2 separate regions of the Homo sapiens genome follow, and region 1 is linked to region 2. Evidence: chromatin contacts called from ENCODE Hi-C data. All regions are on one chromosome and are shown on one strand. The core of a region is the stretch at or near the end of the contact, and the rest is flanking DNA. Distances in the headings are between cores, read along the strand shown.

Region 1 (2,700 bases), core at 194-2,693, 390 kb before region 2:
GATTTTCTTTTTCTATTTTTTAAACCCGAGTAGCACTTTTCCAACTAGTGTGTAGTTTTTCTTTCAATTCTCTGCTCTTCACAGTAATTAAACAAGAGCTAGCCTCCTTTTCCAAATCTTGTTTTTGTAATACCTTTATTCCCAAAGAGTTATGCTTATAAGAGTAACATAAATGTGTTAAACTTGGTATTGATTTGATGATTTCATAAACCCCAGACTCCTTGAAATTCTGCAGGTTTTTGTGAAAGGACTTGCTTAAAATCTTTGCTAATCTACCTGAATTTTCTTCCAAAGGCAGTTATATACAATGTTTCTTAAAACTAATTCTCCAAATTTGCAATTTGGCAGCATCCTACTGGGACTCTAGAAGGCTGATAAATCATGGAGAGTAGGTATTCATATAGGAACTATGAAAGCTGTATGTAGTAAACACTACTTAAGAAGGCCTTACATTTCATAAAAAGTTGGAGATTTTTGTGGAGACTCATAAAATGCATCCTTTATATCAGTGAAGTTTTTGCTTCTAGGTATATTATACTCACATCGAAACACTCCAGGGATTTTGTTTTCAGCCTGCATATACCACGTATATTTATTATCTGGATAGATAAATTAGACGTATACATTTAAAGGAGTTTGCATCAGCTGCTGCTAGGAAGTTTTTCTTGTGTTAGTTAAGATCCTGTGAAACAACCCTTGACATTTCACTAGCTGCACAGTTTGTAATAAAATCCATTTTAGCCTGAGGTTAAATCATGACTGTGGTCCTCACATCATGGTGGGGGATCCTGGTGGCCAGATTAAAGGAAACTCCACATTCTCATTTCTGACTTCCCTACAACCTTGTATTAAGACCTTAATTGAAAAACTTATTGCCTCTCTCACCAAAATATTTCAAATTTTAATAGTTTCCCCCAATGAAATTACAAGTACTATTTTACTTTTTTCAGTGCCCTTGGAATTTCGAGGCTGGATGGGGGGCTTCAATGTCTGACTCATTAAGTGTTCTATATACAAAGCCCTACATGGTCCCTAGAGCATAGCAGGCATTCAGTGAATGAAATGAATGAATGAAAAGCTAGAGTCACATTTTAGTGACCTAACTGTATATTTTCAGAGTAATGTAGTGCTTAAAAAAGGACAATGATAACACGTTTCTACAAAGAGATGCATGACAGATAACACTTCTCAAGAAGAAGGAATTTAGCTTCTGTCATTTGATCTAGGTTTTCAATTACAGAAGCATTGAGAATTTCCTGTGGCTGGATAAGGGCGAATCTTTAAGGCAAGTTGAAGACCCAGGCTGCCCATGTGGACATCAATACTCCCACAGAGCACTCTTCATGAAGAAAAGTGTGGGCTTGCTGTCTTTTCATCAAAACTCGTAGAATTTGGCTGACTGCCTGGTTTATCCCAGGACATTAGTCAGCCCACAAATCCCGCATTTGTTTATTCAGTCCAGAGCAAGTGAATACTGCCATTTTCTCATCTCCTTTGTTGGCAACACTTTGTTAACCTGAATTGGGTTCTCAACATAAAATGAAGTGACTAATCTTTTGGGGGGTTCCCCCTCCCAGGTTCTTGTATGAGCAACTAAATCTACACACCACAAAGCCCCATGCTGTCATTTTTTCTCATCCTGCCCCTTTATTTTGATGATTCCACATTGTAGTTCATGAAACCAATACCTTCTAGAGTGTGGCTGAACTGGCGCCAGCATTAAGAAAAGGAGTTTCCAAACTTTTTAGTTTTGTGAGAAAATGTTAGAGGAAGAGGGAGGTTAGGTTGACTATTTATACTTATGTAATCTTCTGTGAATTTGCAGTAGTTATCACCTTGTACTCTCAAAAGTTTTCTAGCTCTGAGTATGTGAATCTGAAAGTGCAGGAAGTAGGAATCTTAGCACAAAACAACCAGTTTGGATTATCACACAATTAATATGGGACGGAGCTGGAGGATGGACCTGAACAGAATGTATATTCTTTATCACTAGGTTATTTATCTATCTACAGATGTCTAGAAAGACCTGGGCTTTTTTAGCAAACGTTTGAGAATCTAGGTTTCTAAGTTTCCATTGACCATGAAAGAGTGATTAGTTTTAGAAGACAGTTGGGGGCAACATTGTGCAAGTCAGAAGAGGGGATGAAGAAAATCATAAAGCTAAACATGTTTGCCATAGGCCCAGGCTGTTTTTCAGCATGTTTCACCTAGCAGCTTGGCAGATAATTCCCAGTGATCATTAGGTCTGTGGAAATTCTGTTTGGTTTATAAAGTTTTGGCCCTGACTATGTGTACCACTGATAACTTGTTTTTCTCTCTCTTCCCTTTTCCTCCAACTCGTAGCCAGAGCTACCTTCCAGATGACTTCTTTCTACCACTTTCTTTCTTCCCAGTGTAAGAGAATGCAAGTATATGCTGATGTTTGGAGCAAGAACATTCAAAAATTTTCTTATTAACATAACTTCTAATGGAAATACAGTATACTACTATGGTGCATACAAAGAAGAAATAGCAACATATATTTGTTTTAGACCTGATTGCTGTATTTTATTCCTTAGGTCCTCCTTGATGTCTTGTAGACCGTCACTAGCTAATTGTTACAGCCATCGAAGGAAAAAATAAGGATTTTTACTTAGGACATACGTAACAGAAAAAGAGATGGTTTAGCAAAAAAGCACAGGCTTTGCAATAAGCAGCCTT
Region 2 (2,700 bases), core at 176-2,675:
AAAGAATAGAAAAGAAAATTGCTTTCTCGTTAGGTAATTCATTGTATTTTAATGATCCATTTAGAACTAAAAACTCATCTCTCAAAGGACGGATGTGAGTCCACAGTTAGGGCATCAGTACATTTTAGGCAGGAGTAGCTTGAACAAAGATAAAGAGTTGTGAGAAAGGTTGGATATCATAGAACCCCCAGAGGTTAGGAATTCCTTGAGTGGTAGTTCTAAACATTGTATGTAATTTTCACCTTCAGAGTTTAAGACACAGACAAAAAGAATCAGAATACATTACGTAGATTGGAGTGTCCATCTCTTTTAAAAGTTCCCTAGGTAGTTCCAGTTCTTAGGAAGGGTGGAAAACTTCTACGATAGGATGTTTGTATGAGAGGATGGTAGTGGTGGTGATGGTGTTGAGTAGGTTGGTAGGAGAAAGGCCAGATAGATCAGCAATATCTGCTCTGAATGTGAACAGGTGGAATGGTAAAAATATCATTATTAATTGCTATCTTAGGGATGGAAAATGAATAACTTGTCCAAGGTAGTTGGATACCATCTTGAAGAGCTGGCAGAGTGCTGACGCTACCTTCCATTAAGAATAAACATTCATGAATTTTCTATCTCAGATGCTCTTTTGACTTAAACGCCTTATGGTCTTTTCTTATAATTAAAGGCATTAAATTCATATGTGAAGAATGCATTCATGACAGCATATTTAAATAATGATCTAAACGACTTTCCCCAATACTTTACAATAGACATAAGTATTTTTGAAACAGCTTTAACACAATCGCTGCCTATAAATAGGCGCAGAGAAGAGTTTGATAACTTTTTTAAAGTAGCAGTATTTTAAAATAGAGTACACACAACCCAAATTCGCATGTGTAAATAAATAGAATGCATGAAAAGAATCTGAATGTGAATCACTTCCCTTAGTTATTTATCCATTGTTTTGATGCTGTCCTAAGACCCATTTAAAATAAGGCATCTTTCTGGTGGGTAACAAATTCGTAGTCTATCAAGCTGGGATCCCACTAACATTGGCCAAACTGCTGCAGACATGAAGACTTCATCTGGGAACCCGAAAGGAGAACTCAAAATCCAAATCTTCAGACTTTCTTAGGAGAAGCGTGGAAGTGGGAAAAGGAGAAATTCAAACTCTGCTTAATTTCAAAAGGGCAGTAAAAGGGGAGGCTGCAAAGGCTAGTTTACAAAAATAGACGTCGAGAACTCCTAGGGAAGCAAGTAGAAACGGGCTTTTTTTGGGGGAGGAGACATTTGCAGCCCATTGGACGGATTCCCCGCCGCCCTCCTCCCAGAAGGTCCCCACTCCCCGCCCCGGGCCCTCCCCCGGCTTCCGCGCTGGGCCGGGAGCCTGGGTGGGCGGGGTAGCCTCTCTAGCCTTGCCTTCTTGGCTGGAGGCACAAAGGCATTAACTTAGCGCCCGGGGTCTCTGCCAGGCTCACGGGACAGCTGCACCTCTCAGCGTCTCCAGCTCCAGGACGCGGTCGTCCCAACTCCTTCCGAGTGGAAAGAGTGTAAAACTTTTGTCCGTGCGCGGGTGGAGCTCAGTAGGACCACGGCGCGTCCTGCCCCGGCTTCCCCAGCCTCCCAGCAGGGTTAGCTGCGGTCAGCGCACTTTCCACTTGGGACTCCCGGCCAGAAATTTCTCGGGAATGGAGCGGTCACAGTGTGGCAGCAGAGACCGAGGCGTTAGCGGCCGACCTCACTTGGCCCCTGGGCTAGTGGTGGCTGCCCCTCCGCCCCCGTCCCCGGCGTTGCCGGTACCATCGGGGATGCAGGTTCCCCCAGCGTTCCTGCGGCCGCCCAGCCTCTTTCTGCGAGCAGCGGCCGCGGCCGCCGCCGCCGCTGCCGCCACCTCGGGAAGCGGAGGCTGCCCGCCGGCTCCCGGGCTGGAGAGCGGGGTAGGCGCGGTGGGCTGCGGCTACCCGCGGACGCCCAAGTGCGCCCGCTGTCGTAACCATGGTGTGGTGTCAGCGCTCAAGGGCCACAAGCGCTTCTGCCGCTGGCGGGACTGCGCGTGTGCCAAGTGCACCCTGATCGCCGAGCGCCAGCGCGTCATGGCCGCCCAGGTGGCGCTGCGCAGGCAGCAGGCGCAGGAGGAGAGCGAAGCCCGGGGGCTACAGAGGCTCCTGTGCTCGGGGCTCTCCTGGCCCCCCGGTGGTCGGGCATCCGGGGGCGGCGGCAGAGCCGAGAATCCACAGTCCACGGGCGGCCCTGCGGCGGGGGCTGCGCTGGGACTGGGTGCCTTGAGACAGGCCAGTGGTTCCGCGACCCCCGCTTTCGAAGTTTTCCAGCAAGATTATCCTGAGGAAAAACAAGGTGAGTTGGTCTTTGATTTACTCTTTGCTCAAGGAATGGTTGTTCTGGAAAGAAACTCTGAAACAAGCCACCGTGTCCATAGGCGGGCAGGAATAGTTGTTTAAAAGAAACACTTTAAGTTTTGGGGAACTGCTCAGCAATATGGACATTAATGAGAGTGTGAGAGACCCCATCGCCTTCACTTTGGAGGAATTTACTGTTGTTCCCTCAGGTGATAGGATGAGATAATGAAAAAATGAAGCATGGGTGGTAACAAATGAGCAATTCACCCTAGGAGTAGAGTTATTTACTCGGAAGTTGATTTGACTTTCACTGTGTGAGTAGAACTTCAAGCAGGCATTGAGCGAAAAGCTTCGTAAGAGGTGC

What was found. A loop is a pair of places that touch in the nucleus more often than their neighbours do. Pooled maps may share reads with other maps.
Region 1: a map with no recorded cell type shows a loop between it and region 2 (4-fold over the local background). The contact joins the enhancer-like site here to the promoter of DMRTA1 in region 2. A Hi-C loop is called at or near these places in 2 of 168 maps with a recorded cell type or tissue (CD8-positive, alpha-beta T cell and IMR-90), 8 of 37 single-sample maps with no recorded cell type and 4 of 50 pooled maps.

What each region holds. Positions count from the first base shown.
Region 1 is chr9:22,051,253-22,053,952 of GRCh38, forward strand. All of the region lies in intron 6 of CDKN2B-AS1 (CDKN2B and CDKN2A antisense cis and trans regulatory RNA 1), which reads left to right. Among named protein-coding and RNA genes, the nearest start is that of CDKN2B, 43 kb to the left of the region's middle. Within about 2 kb of position 1,444, at least 5 of the 41 ENCODE cell types and tissues checked have a DNase peak (open chromatin) inside an H3K27ac peak, as active enhancers do.
Region 2 is chr9:22,445,399-22,448,098 of GRCh38, forward strand. It overlaps DMRTA1 (DMRT like family A1), which reads left to right and starts at 1,426. Exons shown (of 2, transcript NM_022160.3): 1 at 1,426-2,334. The coding sequence starts at 1,668. RefSeq lists an enhancer at 1,602-2,101.